Linked DNA regions of Mus musculus: region 1 is linked to region 2. Evidence: chromatin loops called from intact Hi-C (ENCODE). Cell type or tissue: heart. All regions are shown on one strand. Links, peaks and the distances in the headings refer to the core of each region. The heading gives the core; the rest is flanking DNA. Region 1 has its middle 47 kb from the start of Gm39957. Region 2 holds the start of Sstr4 (somatostatin receptor 4).

Region 1 (8,341 bases), core at 85-8,084, 51 kb after region 2:
TTCACTAGACTAGACATCTAGTGCTTATGTTTTCACCCAAACTCACTGTGGCTAATGCTGGCCCCATTTCCTTTTGGAGGATGGGGCAAAGTGCAGAGCAATCCCTGGTCATTCCACTTGGTGGTAGAAATTTTATCAGTGTGCACACTCATTCTTAGACACACACATGAACACACACACACAGCCAAACTCAGAAACAAACACAGACACACACAGACACATACACTCACAGTCACACAGACACATAAAGAACCAGATACACACAGATAGACACACAACAAAGACAGACACAGAGAAACACACAAAGACATGGACATACACACACAGCCAGACTGAGACACAATCACAGACATAACACAGACACACATACAGACATGTTCAGAGACACATACATACACACACACATACAGTCAGACACAGACACAAACTCAGACACACAAATACACACAGACACACATACACACACAGACATATACACACAGACACATTCAGACACATACACACACAGTCACACAGACATACACAGAACCAGATACACACAGACAGACACACAACAAAGACATGTTCACACACACATACACACACACACAGGCAGACTCAGACACAAACTCAGACACACACACAGGCACATACACACACACACACAGACACATACACACTCACAGTCACACAAACACATGCAGAACCAGACACACAGATAGACACACAACAAAGACAGACACACAGAAACTCACAAAGATACACATATGCACACACACAGACTCATACCATGTGAATGCACATTTATTGACACAGCTCCTCACTCTAATGTTTCCTAGGATTGCCAGAAAAAAATAGAGATCCAGAATAGCCATTTGCCTTGGACTTTGGATATGCAATGAATGATACTGTAGTGCACATTTATAATGTTTATGTGTACCGCTTGTGAGCATAATTATAGTAAAATATTATGCATCCTATAATGTGAATTTAAATTTAACTGGATGTCCCAGCCTTTTATAACCTACTTGTGGTGAATCAAACATTCACATGTCAAGCATATGCTTGCATACACATACTCACGTGGACTCCCATACATGCACATTTACATGCGTGCTTACATACATATATACTTCCTCACTGTATTCTACATGACTTATTATCATAATATAAGTGAATGCTAGAAACATTTAAGTAAAAAACAAATCACTGGGAAGTACTTTTTAAAGCATATTCTTTAAAGGACAGTGGATCCCATATCCTGCAGGTGGCCACTGATATAATTCACTGTTCTTCCTTGGAGTTTTAAGAGAACACTTTCAAGCTCAATGGTTCAGATCAGTCAGTGGGATATAGGCCTCTGCAGGCATCTTGGGATGGTATTTTAAGATACAAAATGTGCGTGTGTACGTGCGTGTGTTTTTGCTTTTAGAGGTCAGTGTCACTGTGCCTGTTATTTTCCCCTTTTATTGAAAATAGTTCCCCCCTTGCAAAACACGTCCTGATTACAGTTTCCCCTCCCTCTACTCCTCCCAGTTCCTCCCCACCTCCCCTCCCATCCGGATCCACTCACTTTTGTTTCTTATTATAAAACAAACCAGCTTCTAAGGGCTAATAATAAAATAAAATGCTATATAAGAAGATAAAACAAAAACTACCACCATGGAATTGGGCTAAGCAAACAACCAAAAGGGAAAAAAAAGCCTAAAAGAAAACATGGAAACCAGATACCCACCCATTCTCACACCCAGGAATCCCATAAAAATGCTAAACTGGAAGCTACAAGACATACACAGAGGACCTGGTGCTGACTTGTGCAGACCCTGGGTATGCGGGCCCAGTCTCCGAATCAATATGTGCTTTGATCATCTTGATTTAGAGGGCCTTGTTTTCTTGGTACTCTCCTTTCTGGCTCTTACACTCTTGCAGTCTCCACTTCTACAGGGTTTCTTAAGCCCCGAGGGAAGGGATTTGAAAGAGACATTCCATTTAGGGCTGAGTGTTCTAAGGTCTCTCCAGTCTCTGCATGTCTGGCTGTGGGTCTCTGTATTTGTTATCATCTGCTGCAGGAGAAAGCTTTTCTGATGATGGCTGAGCAAGGCACTGATATTAAGAATATAGCAGAATGTCGATAAGAGTCATTTTATCCTATCCTTAAAAAAATGTCTCATACTCTACTCCTCCAAGTCCTCTGCTCAACCTCCCCTGTCTCCCAGATCCACTCTTCCTCTCTGTCCCTTCAGAAGAGAAGGTCTCTCAAGGATATCAACCAAATATGGCATAACAAGATACAATAAGACTACACAATCCTGCTGGGAGTAGATGTCCCAGGGTAGTGTGGTGCACAAGGTGGGGCTTCCTCTTCTCTGAGGAGAAGAGGAGGGAGTAATGGGGAGGGGAGGGAGTTGTAAGGGTGGGACAGGTAGGAGAGGAGGGAAGAGGCTACAATCAGGATGTAAAGTGAACAAAAAAATAAATTATTTAAAAAAAAAAAAAAACAAAAGACTGGGCACAAACTCTCATATCAGGGCTGGGTGAGGCAGCCCAGCAGGAGGGAGAGTTCCAAAAACCAGAAAAATACCAAGAGGCATCCCCAGTCCCACTGTTAGGAATCCCACAAAAACAAGCTGACACCCCTAATGTATACACAGAGGACCAACTGCAGACTCACAACCAAGGAGCTTTTCAGTTTCTGTGAGCCCCTATGAGCCCTGCTTACTTGATACTGTGGGCCATGTTCTTGTGGTGTCCTCAACCCCCTGGCTCCTAAAATTCTTCCTCCCCTTTTCCCCAAATTCCAAGAGAAGGGACCCTATTGAGGTCTCTAGTTTGGGCTCTCTCTGTGTCAAGTTTTTGAATGTGGGTCTGTGCAACTGTTTTCATCAGGAGCCAGAGGAAGTATCTCTGATGACAATGGGCTAGGCAACACTGATCTATGAATATAGCAGAATATTATTATGAATCATTTTATTGATTTCTCCCAATATCCTAGGTCTAGGGGTTATCCAGCCTCCAGTTTCTGGTCATCCAGACAGTATTAGGTATGGATTCCCTCTCCTGGTAGAGGTTAGCTACTCCCACAAGTTCTTCATCTTCATTAACCCAGCACATGGCTTGGTTGGTATTTGCAGAGTACCTTCCTGTATCTAAGAAGCTAGCACATTGGAGTAAAGGCTCTATGTAACTACCAGTTTGACCTCTTCATATTATGTGAATTGTGTAGGTGTTGTCTTCAGCATTGTGGCCTTGCTATTGTTTTGTGGAGAGCAATTATAATTGTCTTGGCAACAATTAGAGTTATTTGAGGATTCCCATGGGATCTCTTTGGCCATAAACTCAATTAGATGTAACCTAATCCTGGGACTGGAAGCTTCATTTAGTGACTACAGATGGTCAGTTAAGTCTCTGTCTCCACCATTACTTGGCAATTTCAGTTTGATCAACTTTAAGTATGTATATTTTTAAGGAAGCTTCTTCTATATTAGGTTTCCATACTATTCTTGAAACGGTCCTTAATTTTGGCTGTCTTTCCCCCTATTCCTTATTTTTCCTCTCTCCTCACAAGATCTCCTGTCCTACACACCCCGTTCATCCATAACTACCTATTCTATTTCTCTTTCCCAATAAGATCAGTCTGCCTCGCCAGTAACCTTTGTGGTTCTACTGATATACTAGTTGAGCTCCAATTGCTAGAAAACGGTGGCTTTCACAAAGGACACCATCTACAGGTAGACTACAGAGATCCCAGTCACTGCCAGGCAGCTCCTCAGCTCCTTGTAAACATGTCCCTTTGTACTTCCTATGATCTGGGTGTATTTATTTTACAGAAAGGATTCTCAGCCCATCTGGGATTTGTTTGGAAGAGATTGCCTCTTTACTTTCTTTATAAAAATAACCCTTGCCTTTATGTAACTGGGCTGACCATCAGTTTGTCAGGCAGGCCTCACCTTTTCCTGGGAGTGTCCTTGGAAGCCTTGGTGCCTGTGGCTTAACCCTTCACATGCTCTAGCTCTAGGTTGGTCTCCTGTAGCATACAGAGTCACAGTTCTGGGCTGTCTGTTCCATCTTTTTCTCCAGCATTCCCTGGTATCTGGAGTAAATGTGCATGGTTGTCTTGTCTTTAATGAATGAGAGAGGAAGGAAATGGAGAAACCAAATGGGTTACCACCTTGTTCAATGTATTTGTTACTTCTAACTCTATACAGAGAAGCAATGCTATTAGCAGTCAAACTCATGGGTCCACCCTGACCAGGGCACTGAAAAAAAAAACACTTGGTCTTATAAATAATTGCAAGAATGGTTTAGGAAGTTTCCACTTGTTCTTCCTGCATAGAAGCTGGAGTTGTATGGAAGTGAAGTAGCAGTGTTGCATGAACCAGACCAATAAGCAAAAGGACACAACCCTCAAAGACTGGCATCCAAGGGCTCACTTAGACCAAAGGAAGGAAATGGAAAGAAAAGGACCAGAGCTTGATAAGAACAGAGACAGGAAAGAGGGACTGTGGGAAGCAGTAAAGGGTCGGTGTGCTCTTTGAAGCTGTTGAGTACTTAAGGCCATGTTCCTATTTTAGTTAGGACTTGAACCCATGCTGAGTAGGATTAGAGGAAACTGATCCTTTTGCTAGATTTATCATACCACTGTCCTTCCATCAAGTCAGAGGGGTGAGACAGACACAGATTTGATGTCTGATAGCTAGTGGCCATTCAGCAGGGACATTTTTCCTTGTTCTAAGGAATATGAAGAACTCTTCACTGATTTCCTGAAAAGCCTGGTGATATAGGGATGTATGCAGAAATGCTATCTGTATCATACATGACACTGAAAACAGAGACCATCCAGGAAACAAGGGGACAATGCAGTAAGAACAGGAGCCAGCACCTTGGTCCCCACCCACTGCCTCAGTTTGCCAGTGTGCTTTGGGGGTTTGTAATGACAGACTTGTGGGCTTAGTTCAAAGCAATGCATGTCAATACGTAATAACTTCCTGAAACCCATATCTAAGTATAAATGTGATTCTTTTGACAGTCTGGAGACCTCCTAACAATGTCTTCCTGCAGAAAGACCTATTGTCATGCAATCATAGACTTCATTTCTGAGAAAAGACAATTGTTTTATCACAGGAAGAAGGATGTTGGCAGGGAACAGGAGACCATTTGGCTTTCATCTTTGATTACTTATAAGTTTCCAAATATGTACAGAGTAACACGCAGTCACCTCAGTGCAGACTTCAGTAAACTGGAGCCATCTCAGTATCTTAATGCTATAAAGATAAAAGAGGAGCTGGATTATCACAGAGAGGAACTGGCTCTTACCCCTGAGTGTGGATGTACCAAGTGACTTGTTTCCAAGTAGTACAACATGGAAAGAGAGTAGCTTTAGGGGTGAAGAAAAGATCATGCAGTAGTTTGAGCAGGCCCCCACCAGGTCATGTGTTGCAACTTTAATGCTGAGCTCATATGCTGATGCTTTCAGAGGCAGGGCTTTTATGAAGGGATTAGGTTCTCATGAAGGCATGAGGGTATATATAGTATTAGGATGGCATTGATGACTTTATAAGGACCTAGTGATACACTCCTATAATCCTAACTTGGAAGGTAGAGGCAAGGGGTAGCATTTTGGGTAAAGACTAGGCTATAGCATGAATCTGTTTCAAATGAGTAACATAAAATAAATAAAATCAACATGATAGATAACAACCAAAATGAAAGAAAAGGAGAACTGTGGTGGTTGCTTGCATCCTATTGACAGGTGGTGAGGCAGTGAGAGGCCCTTCCCAGTATGAATCAGATCTCAGTTCCTTCATTGTATGAGTATCCTGCATCCAGAACCAAATAACAGTTCTTAGTTTCTTAGTAAGTGACTCAAGCTCAATGATTTGGTTATAATAACAGAAGATACAATACAAGTGAGAAGTCATGCTGAAAGTATGAATACTAGACACAATGTTAAGGTCAGAATACTCTCCTGCTGAGTTCCTTACCCCCACCCATGGCCAAGCTAGAGTCTTCCCAGGAGGAAAGCTTCAGAAAGCCAAGTGACATTCTACAAAACATAGGGCCAAGGCTTATTGAGACTATAAAGGTCATCAAAACCAAGGGAAGTCTGGAAAAAAACAGTTATAAATCAGTAGAAACTGAAGAAACACAATGAAGAGATTCATTCGGTGAGAGGGTCTCTGAAATTGAAAAAAGGGGAAATGAGGGAAAACTTCTGATATTCCAAGAAAGCATGAATTTAACAATTATGGATATACAGAGGTACTGATGTTGGTCCTAAGGGTCTTATAGGCATACCCTGCAATGTAAGATGAGAAAAATTGGAGAAAGTGGAGGCTACATACAAGCAATTTCTGTACTATCTTGTCTGTAGATCTTATCTGTTATCTGAAAATAAAAAGTTATTATTTCAGTGAAAATAATAATAAAGGAAGGGTGGTCCTGGTTCAAGGGGTAGAAGATGGCTGAGCTTACAAGGTAGATTTACAGAACTTGGCATGAAGTTAAAGCTCTAGACTTCTTTCTGAGTTGCAATAGACAAGAGGATTTTGGTGGATGTTGGAAATAAAATAATAAAAATTCAACATTAAATATTTGCCTTATACTAAAACTTATAAATGTCCAACAACAAAAGAATCTAAAATCAAGCCCCATTTAGTTGCTGTGGAATCTTAAATACTGAGGTCATTTTTAGCACTTGAGAGATGAGGCTATGGGACTTTAAGGATCACTGGGAACCTATGGCTAAGCATGGTTTGATTACAAGCCTTTGTCTTCACTCTTTTCTCAGATCACTAAAATTATGGTCTAGTAGGGAGAGATATAGCAGTCTCATCAGTATGAAGAAAATCAGGGAGACATTTACTGACTGATTCTTTAAATGAGACATGACTAACAGCAAACTAAGGGTCTTATAGGCATACCCTGTAATGTGGCAGTCCACCTTCTTTTCCTCTGGTAAAATGAGCTGATGAACTGGCAGTAACATCTCAAATGAGTTGAATGCAGAAACCAAGTCTCCATGGAAGGACTAACATTAGAAAGTTAGACTATTTTTGCAGAAAGCACAAGTGGTCACGTGTAAGCATTTCAGCATCCCCAGGTCAGACGTGACGGACAGAGCTGAGAGGGAAGATGGTGATACCATTCCTCTACCCAGGACATATCTTCTCTGACCTAAAGTAAGAGAGAATCCTGGACCCTCAATGGAGAGGGAGGATCAGCTGTAAGAACAATAACAGGGAAACTCATTAGGGCCCTTCATGATGAACAATGGTCCAAAATGTACCCTCTACCATGGATAAAAGGGCTCTTTTGAGGAAATAGATACGTGGAGTGCTCTGTATAGCCAGAGCAGGCTCACCAAGTAGGATTCCCCTGCCCCCCAATTCACAGAACCTTGGAAGATCATGGAATATTAGAGACAGGATCTCAGAGTGGTAATGAATTCAAATTAGGCTGTTGGTGTGGGCACTTATATATCACATGGCTTCAGATCTTACTAGAAGAGGAAATTTAAATACAGACACATCAAACATATGCACAGAGAGGTTGTCATGGGAGACATGGGGCTGAGACCACCTACAAGGAAAAAGACCTCAGAAGATACCAAATCTGCTGGTACATTGCACCTGGACATTTACATCTAGAACTGTGAGTATCAAAATGTCCATACAGCTTTTTAATGGGAGCCCTGACTGACTAATATGAACATGCATGGATTTCTTCCATTAAAAAGACCAATGATAGTACACTGAAGCCACTCATTGCCAAGCCTTGTCCTGGACCTGAATTCGGTAATGATTAGGAACTCTGAATGAAAGACAGGTAGCACAGTCAAAAGAGGAGAGTTTAGTAAAGGATCTATTTAATGGGAAGAGGATGTGGCTAACAGAAACCAACAAGATCATAAAAGAAGAAGAGAGAAATAATTATTAGAGCCCAACAAAGAGCTGTTGAAGAGGGGTGACTCTTGGGTATGATGCCTTCAAAGGAGGAATACAGTCCCTGCTCAGTAGGGAACATGTCTTCTCTGCCTGCCATCTGACCTCTTACCAATGCTGTAGATTGGTTACTTCAAACAGAGGTGTATAAAGGAGACTGGTGAGCATGGCACATTGGTCAGCTTCCAGAATAGAGGACAGTATGGTGAAAGTGGATCCTATGGGCAAATGAGGGATTTGCAGTTTCCTTTTCCACCAGCTTATCAGTAACTCTGCTAAATGAGAACAGGCTGTTAAAGTTTTTCACATAGGTAAACTCCTTTCAACATTAAGGAGGTCAAATCAGACAGATGAATAAACCGAAAGAAGACAACAGAGGGAAATCAGAGGAAGCAGATGATGTGGTAAAGAAAAATTAAAAA
Region 2 (8,341 bases), core at 56-8,055:
CTTGATTGGGGTGTCAACTTCAGGATTGTAACTGCATCACAGAACTGCATACTTGCAAAGGGTGGATTTTATCATGTGCAAGTGGTGCTTTCATCAAAATAGAAGAAGAGATGGCACTGCCTGCACGAAGTGACTACAGAAAAGCCAGTTTGAATAATAGCACACAGAGGAGCCTCCACACCACCCTAGTCCCTCCTCCTCAGTGTCCCAGGAACACTTGCTGTAAAAGCAGGGCTGATTCTATTGCATTAGCTCATGGGTGCCAAATTCCTTCTTTGAATAGAGTGTGTGTGTGTGTGTGTGTGTGAGAGAGAGAGAGAGAGAGAGAGAGAGTCAGTACTCACTCATGTGAGAGCACATGCATGTTTTTCCGGGCCTTGCACATGCAAACACTCTACCATTAAGGTGCATCTCTAATCATGGTATTAGTTTAGCTTTGAATTGAATGACACTTTTGTTTGTATGGTTATTTAATTAATAGCCACCTTTGCCAATTATTTCCAGGTTCCATACTGTACAGACTCACCATGTTGTCTGGAAGCTGGTTGAATCACTGAAAGAAACCCTTAGCGCCCTGTCACTGAATACACACACATCCCAGCACATGGACCCACGGAACAGAATTTTGGGCCACGGTGCTGACTAACACAGTAGAGTTGTCTCAGCAAACACAGCTTCAGGATTATGACATCTGTGCTCTCACATTCACCTATCAGACAAGTGTTTCAAAGTCCAATTTTTCTGCATTCATGTCCAGACACAACAGAAGAGCTAGGAACTCAAGCCTTCCATTTATACATATATTAAGAGTGGGCAAATCAGGATGCAAAATGAATAAATAAGTTAATTAATGGAGAAAAGAAAAAGAGTGGGAAACTGAGGTGAGAAAGCCAAAATTACTTCTCTTGGGCTAGCTAAAGCTGATGTTTTCTGTTATCATTGGCGGCTTTTCCAGCTTGAAGCTATTAGCCTTTCAGCCATGATTAATCTCTGTTAAAAGCTTGCATTTTTTAAAAAAAAAATGGAATTTGTCTTTTTCCAATGAACAAACATGTCTTGGGGCCTGGGTGAGTCATTAGAAGGCCGAAAACATAAACTCCAGACTCACTCAAACTACTGCAACCATTGCTAAGGCCAAAAGTTTCCACTATATGATCCTTGCAGTGAAGTTCAAAACTATTTATCAGATATCTACTCTGCCAGGCACCAGGGACAAAGAAACAATTTAATAATAATAAAAAACAAAACAGAACAAAACAATAAGAAGTTGCTGCTATAGACATACGACCTATAGATGTTAAACTAACTGACTTTTTCTGAATGCTCAGGGTGACTGTGAGAAGTAATGACCAGGTAGGAATGGTCTGTGCATGTGTGTGAGCATGTGTGTATTCATGCTAGTGGAGCCAAAGAGGTCAGCGCTCTATTTAGAGATTTCCAACCCATAGCCATGGCCTTTGATACAGAAGAGACCTGGCTATGCCGTTTTCTCATAGGTAAGTCAAGATCAATTGAGTAGCAGACTCTGATGACTTCCACATACTCCTGCACCACCCTTGAGACACCCACAATCAACACCAGTTGTCACTATCAGGCCATCTAGCTGGCTGACTATTTCAGAAAGTGAGAATGCAACAGGTCTATGTCCACACACTTAACTTTCTCTTTTCTACTGTTGGTGGGGAAGGTGGAATCTCCAGTCTTAGCTGCTAAGAGTCACCATGTGGGACTGGGGATATAGCTCAGTTGGTAAAGTGCCTGCCTAGCCTCCACGAGGCGCTGAGTTTTATCCCTAACATGGAACAGGCATGATGCTGAACAATCTAATCCCAACACTCAGTGGGTAGAGGTAGGAGGATCATAAGTTTAAGTCCATCCTCGGCTACTATGTAGTGAATTGATGGCTAGCTGGTGTTACATGAGATCTTGTCTCAACAGCAACAGAACAACAATAGCTAAAACAACAGAAAACACTGGGTCAGCTAAAGAGTTGCCAAACAACAAGGAGCAGTTGATTTTTCCAGGCAAAAATTCTGAAGACCTGGCCTGAGTGACCTGCTTGGGTTTTAAGATATTTGTGCCTGGGACCAGAATTCAGCCGCCTTGTCCATTTCCCACATACCAGGCAGCTGCTACTGTCATACAAGTCATGGCTCTGGGCAAGAAGCCCAGAAAAAGGTCACCTCCTGCTTCTCCCAGGGTTTCAGAGATTCACTGTAACCCACAGGGTGGTGGAGCATTCCCTCAGGCCCCACTCTACTTCTTGGTTCACTCTGGATCCTCATTAGCCTCCCAACAGCTAGATAGAACTCATGCTGACTGCCCTAGAAGACACAGGGCTATGTTCTTTAGGATGATAGGATCCAGGTGTTTTCTTTTCAAGAACACTCTCCCTTGCCAGGCAGCTGTGGAGACTGCCCAGATGACTACCCTGTGCTTCCTCCTCCCCCTCTTGGCTCGTTGTTCTAGTACCACCAGCGATGGCTCAGTAGAACTCAGCAGGGCATTTTTGCTATACTGATCTGGGCTGTAATCAGCCACTTCTCACCCAGATGCTGCATAAGCTGGGTTCCCTCCAGCGCTTTAGCCTAAGTAAAGCTCTTACAGGCTGTGAATCTTCCTCAGGGGAAGTATACTGAAGCTGTGGTTAACTTACAAGGCACAGGAATGGCTTTTCACTGTGGTCATCATCTGATGTCAAAACAGAGTCTGTTTCCCCTCCACCTAGTTCTCTGGTCTTTTTCCGACACCTTCCCCCTCATAGCATAGCTCGGGCTTTAATGGGGTTTCATATTCCTGCAATCAGGGACGGGGGTGGAAAAAAAATTGCAGCTGATGAGATTTTAATCCTTTCTGCCTTTGAATTCCTGACCAGAAGTTTTATGCCTTGCAAAACCGCCCCACATCATGCTTCTTTAAGCCTTTCACACTCACAGGAAGTCTCTACTGGCCCCTTGACAACTGGAAAACACTTGTACAGTGACAGTGCAAGTGCCCTCGTCTGTTACGTAGACATCTCACTTAGCAACGAGAGCCTCAGACCGACACAGAGGGAAACCACTTGGAGTTATCCTATCTTCTCCCTTGTCTCACCATACACACTATGCTACCATACAGCAAAGAGCCTACACAGAGCACAGGCTCTGCCTACCTCAGCCTCCCAAGGGCTCTTTCAAGCAGTCACTGTCACAAGTCACACAAGGGTAGACATTCCTTTCTGACCACCACCTGCTTCCCACCTCTTGAAAAATTGCCAGAGGCCCAGGAATGGATGGTACTTTAGCCCAAATCCCAGGGCAGTCCTACCCCCATGGAGGTGTCCTTGGAGCCAGTCCTAGGAGAGGGAGGGACTAGCAGGAGTCCTGAGGCTCCTGGGGACAGCACACAGGCTGCTGAAAGGGCCTGGCTTAGTGAAAACAGGAGTTGTTCTTGAAGTTGCTGGCTTGAGAGAGTGGCGCAGACCCGTTTGCAGGCGAGGTGAGGGAGGGTAAAATGGTTTTCAGAAAGTAGTGGTCTTGGTGAAAGGGACTTGCTTGCAGCCAGGTTCTGCTTGCACGGGCTCCTGCTGGCAGGGCAGAGGAGGGCATATGCATCCTGCACCCCCTCTGCTTTTGAGAGCAGTGGCATAGTAGTCCAGGGGCTCTTCCTCAGCACCTCCAGTTGTTTCCAGGAGACAGCAGCGCAGGCACAGAACCCGCTGGAAAGAGCGCCGGAAGTTGTCAGAGAGGAAGCCATAGAGAATGGGATTGGCACAGCTGTTGGCATAGCTCAGGATGAGGGACACATGGTTGACAGTGGCATCGAGGCTGGTGACAAACAGGTTCAGAAGCTGCACCACATAGAAAGGCATCCAGCATAGCACAAAGACGGTCACCACCATTAGCACGAGCCTAGTGATCTTCTTCTCTGAGCGCCTCCGTTGTTGCCAGCCAGCCCGCAGGGCCACAGCGCGCATCTTGCCCACAATAAGCAGGTAGCATAATCCGATGGCCAGAACCGGGAGTAGGAAGCCCAACAAAAAAGTATAGATCACAAAGACCGCAGACCAGGCCGGGTGAGGCCAGTGCAGGTTGCAAGCCACGGCCTCGCCCCCACGAGCTGGCCTGGTGTCAGCGAAGACTGCGATGGGCAGGGTGACCAGCAAGGATGCTAGCCACACTCCCAGGTTGATTAGCTTGGCCACGCTGGGCCGCCGGTAGGTGGCGGCGCGCAGAGGGTGCACAACAGCCACATAGCGGTCCACGCTGAGCACGGTGAGGCAGAAGACACTAGTGAACATGTTCAGGCCGTCCACGCTAAGCACTGCGCGACACAGCACCGCCCCGAACGGCCAGTGGCGCAGGGCAGCCGCCGAGGCCACGAATGGCACGCTGAGCATGAAGAGCTCATCGGCGACGGCCAGGTTGAGTAGGTAGATGTTGGTGGCTGTCTTCATCTTGGCATAGCGTAGGATCACGAAGATGACCAGGGCGTTTCCCACCAGGCCCACCAGACACACGAGCGCATAGATGCACTGGATAGTGACCATGCCCGCTGTCCCTGTGCCGTCGGACCCCATCGCATCCTCCTCCTCCTCGTCCGGAGCCCAGCTGGCGTTGATCCCAGGGGTCCAGGTGGTGTCCTCGACCCCCGGAGGCAGAGTTGCTGGCGCGTTCATGTCTCGGGGTGCCCACCCCGGGCAGCGGAATGCGGTGGAGAGCAGCGGAGCGCTGAGCCAAGGACCAAGAGGCGGGCTGGGGTCGCGCGCGCACACGCTCGGCTCAGCCGCTCCGCCTAAGAAGTGCGCGGGGGCCCGGGAGCACCCGCCAATCCCTGCGCTGCCGCGCGCCCCTCGGCCGCGGGAGCTCCATTTGCCCGGCGCGCGCCCTTCCCTTCGCGCGCCCAACCTCAGGTGCCTTTGCCCGAAGAGCTCTTGTGGGCTTTTCTTACCTGCGCCACCTCTGCCATGTTGCCAGTTTCGCCGGGCTATCAGAAACTTTACTTGGAACCCGTCCTACCGTGTGCCGCTAGATCTCGCCTCCGTCAGCTCTTCAGATCCTCTCCCCTTAGGATCCTGGTTCTCTCCGAATCGCTCGCTCACTACCTACAGTTTTCTGGGTATTAAAGTATCTGGATGGCCCCAGATTACCCCAAGCACCCAAGCACGCAGAGCCATCATCCCAGCACCTGACAGCCCTTCCCTGCTCTTTCAATGTTCAGAAAGTCCTGTATTGTCCTTTAGCTCAGTCCAGGGATGAGGGAAACTGAAAGTCTCTATGGACATTTCTGTGGATTCAAGGTCGATAAGAGGCCAGAGGTGGAGTTGGGGTCCTGGGGTGTGTGTCTTGGATCTCTCCCTCTCTTCCTGCCCGCCCGCCCTCCCTCACCCCAAACACTGGCCCTCTGAATCTTTTAAATTGAATCTGCATGGAATTAAGGTCCTCAGGAAATGGAGTGGTATTAGGAGAACTAGAGATACCTTTAACCCCAAGATAACTAACCTCAGGCAAGTGAAATGGCTCAGGGATAAAAGTGCTTGCTCTTAAGCCTGAAGACCTGAATTTTATCCCTATGATTCACAAGAAAAGAAATTTGACCTCTATTTCCCACTGTGGCATGCATGCATCTGCCTCCCATCATTCATATATATATATATATATATATATATATATATATATATATATACACATGTATATATATACATATATATATATATACACACACACACACATGAGAGAGAGAGAGAGACAGAGACAGAGAGAGAAAGAGAGAGAGACAGAGACAGAGAGAGAAAGAGAGAGAGACAGAGACAGAGAGAGAAAGAGAGAGAGACAGAGAGAGAATGCTAGTGGTGACATACGGTTTTAATCCTGGCACTTGGGAGGCAGAGGCTAGCCTGGTCTACAGAGTGAGGTAGCCAGAGCTACACAGAGAAACCCTATCTCAAAAAACAAAACAAAGAAAAAAAAATAAAAGAGAAAAAGAAAAAGAAAGTGAATCCCTGTCTCCCAGGTGCTTTGAGTAAGTGGACTCCAGTGACAGAGAGACCTGCTAACTCCCACATGGCACTCACTCATGGAGGTTCCTGCCACAGGAAGAAAGATGGCTTGCCAGCCTGTGTCATCCATCCCTGCTTCCAAACTCACTGCTAGACATGAGCAGGGAACCCTCCACTTCTGCCCTAGATAAGCTGCTAAAGCAAGGCCCTAGAGAAGAGCTGGCCCTAAAGGGCATGACCCCTTTTGTGGTCAGTCCTTAAATGTGCCTGCTTTTTCCTTTAGTCTTATTCCTATCAATGTCTCCATGGGAGGGGCCTGGACCCTCACACAGAAAAAAAGCAGAGGAAATGTTTAGTGGAAGGAGGTGTCCAGTGCTTTCTGTGTAACTCTGGACTCTGGAGAGACTCTTCAGTAACTGTTCCACAGATTACCTCTATTTCCAGGTCAAGCGTGTTGTCTGTCTGTCCCCTTCCCTGGACTCACCTCCTCCGAGGTCCCTTCACCTATTGAGCATTCAGTACTCTCTCTTCCTGGAAAAGTCTTTCCTGAAGTTCTCCGGGTGAGCTTTTGGAATCTTCCTACTTCTTCCTCAAAAGTTCCTTCCTGGTACTTCCTGCCTCCATACTCTTTGCCTCGGGCTCTGAACATGTGTCATGAATGAGGTTCAGGGACTGGTGGGGCCATCTGATCTTGTCTTTTAAAAGTTGCTTCAATGAACTGGTATTAAGTTGATGCCAAGAGGCCCTACCTACAGCATAGCACTGTTGCAAAGGTCAAATCTCTTGTGGTTGTGTAAAAGGAAGTTGGGAAACCTGACTTTGTTTTGGTTTGCATATCACATGTCTCCCATAGGCTGTGTCCCCTTGATGGTGACACTACTTTGCAGAATGGAAACTGGGAAGCAGAGCCTACTTAAGAAAAATAGGTCTCTTGGGGACATGTCTTTCAATTTAAAAGGAAATTATTATTTTCAGTTTCTAAGTGTTTATCTGTGCATATGTTTGAGCTACATGCTACCTGGTGCCTTGCAGAAGCCAGAGAGAGTGTTAGATCCTGAGGAACTGGAATTACAAACAGTTGTGAGCTGCCATGGGGATGCTGAGAATAGAGTCACAGTCCTCTGTAAAAGCAGTCAATGTTCTTAACCAGTGAGCCATCTCTGTAGCCTAGGTAGTGGTGGTGTGTGTCTGTGTTTTTAAAGATCATAATTGGCTCTTGTATTTTCCTGTCCATTTGTTTCCTGTCTGCCAACTGCCATGACATTTTGCCTCAGTATAGAATCTGTGGCACAAGAACTATGGACTAAAATTCCTCAAATCAAGTCAAAATAAATCTCTTCCAATGTACCTTGTCTATGGCAGTCATTTGGTGATAATGGCACGATAAACAGACAAGATGTCTGCTGTGGCCTTTGTTCCTCAAAGTCCAGAAACAGATCTCAAAGTTGAAGTTTTGATTTTGCTGATGGTACTGGGTGAGGGATGAAGCCTGTTCAAATTCTGGGTATTTATAAAACATACATGACATTATATTCCCCACAAGCCCTTGCTTCATTACACCAGTGAATGATCTTGGGCAAGACATCCAATTTGAGTTGCCACACCCTTCGCTGTAAATGGGCATCACCCTATCCCCTTTCCCCACTATGCTGTTGTGTGTTCCAAGCAAGTTGACATACTTGAAGCTGTTTAAAGTCTGACATGGTGGGCATGGTGGCACATACCTTTAATTCCAACATTTGGAGGTAGAGGCAGGAGTATTAAGAGTTCAAGGGCAACCTGTATTACATAGAAACTTCAAGACCAACCTGGATCTATGAGGTGCTATATCCTAAGAGCAACAACATGAAAAAACAATTACAACATGAAAGACATCTGGCACTGAGAAATTCCATACATTCATTGATATCATTATCACCAGAATAGCACAATAGACATTGTGTTAGTAAGCTTTTTGTTACTAAAATAAATACCCCAGATAAACAGGGCTTTTTGTTTTGTTTTGCTTTGTTTTGTTTTGTTTTGTTTTTGAGAAACATGGTTCATGTTGAAATTTCCATCACATTAATTGAGTACCTGGAAGAGGTATTGGCCAACTCGTTACTCTACCAGGAGAGGAGGCCTAGGGGAGCATTCATGCTGAGAAGCAGGAAAGAGGTGGGTTTGGGGGCTCTTCTGCTTCAGGAAGAGAAAAAGCTGCCTGCAGGCATAGTAGAGCAGAGGCTGCTCTGAGTGTCCAGATCCAGGGATGAAATAGGGAAAAGAGGGCATCACTTGCTACCAAGCTTCTTGGTAAATTCTATTTAGGGAGTTCCTTGTCTTCCCTCTCCATCCTTCTAACGTGGCTCTTTGGTAAGAACAAAA

The links. Peaks named below come from ENCODE experiments on the same cell type or tissue, not always from the same donor. Only the 100,000 strongest peaks of a DNase experiment are listed, where the experiment ranks them.
Region 1: a loop joins it to region 2, with 2.2 times the contacts of the local background. A loop is called at or near these places in 5 of 42 quality-filtered maps.

The regions. Positions count from the first base shown.
Region 1 is chr2:148,341,134-148,349,474 of GRCm38, reverse strand. No RefSeq gene overlaps it. Among named protein-coding and RNA genes, the nearest start is that of Gm39957, 47 kb to the left of the region's middle. In heart, for the core only: a CTCF peak has its summit at 3,739; a DNase peak (open chromatin) is centred at 3,914.
Region 2 is chr2:148,391,787-148,400,127 of GRCm38, reverse strand. Sstr4 (somatostatin receptor 4) reads right to left here and starts at 4,751. Exons shown (of 1, transcript NM_009219.3): 1 at 3,364-4,751. The coding sequence starts at 4,657. The coding sequence ends at 3,500. It overlaps Gm39957 (a long non-coding RNA gene), which reads left to right and starts at 8,221. Exons shown (of 3, transcript XR_866841.1): 1 at 8,221-8,341. In heart, for the core only: a CTCF peak has its summit at 4,183 (motif pointing right); DNase peaks (open chromatin) are centred at 2,167, 4,207 and 4,487; H3K4me3 peaks cover 1,650 bases; H3K27ac peaks cover 1,487 bases; H3K27me3 peaks cover 5,069 bases.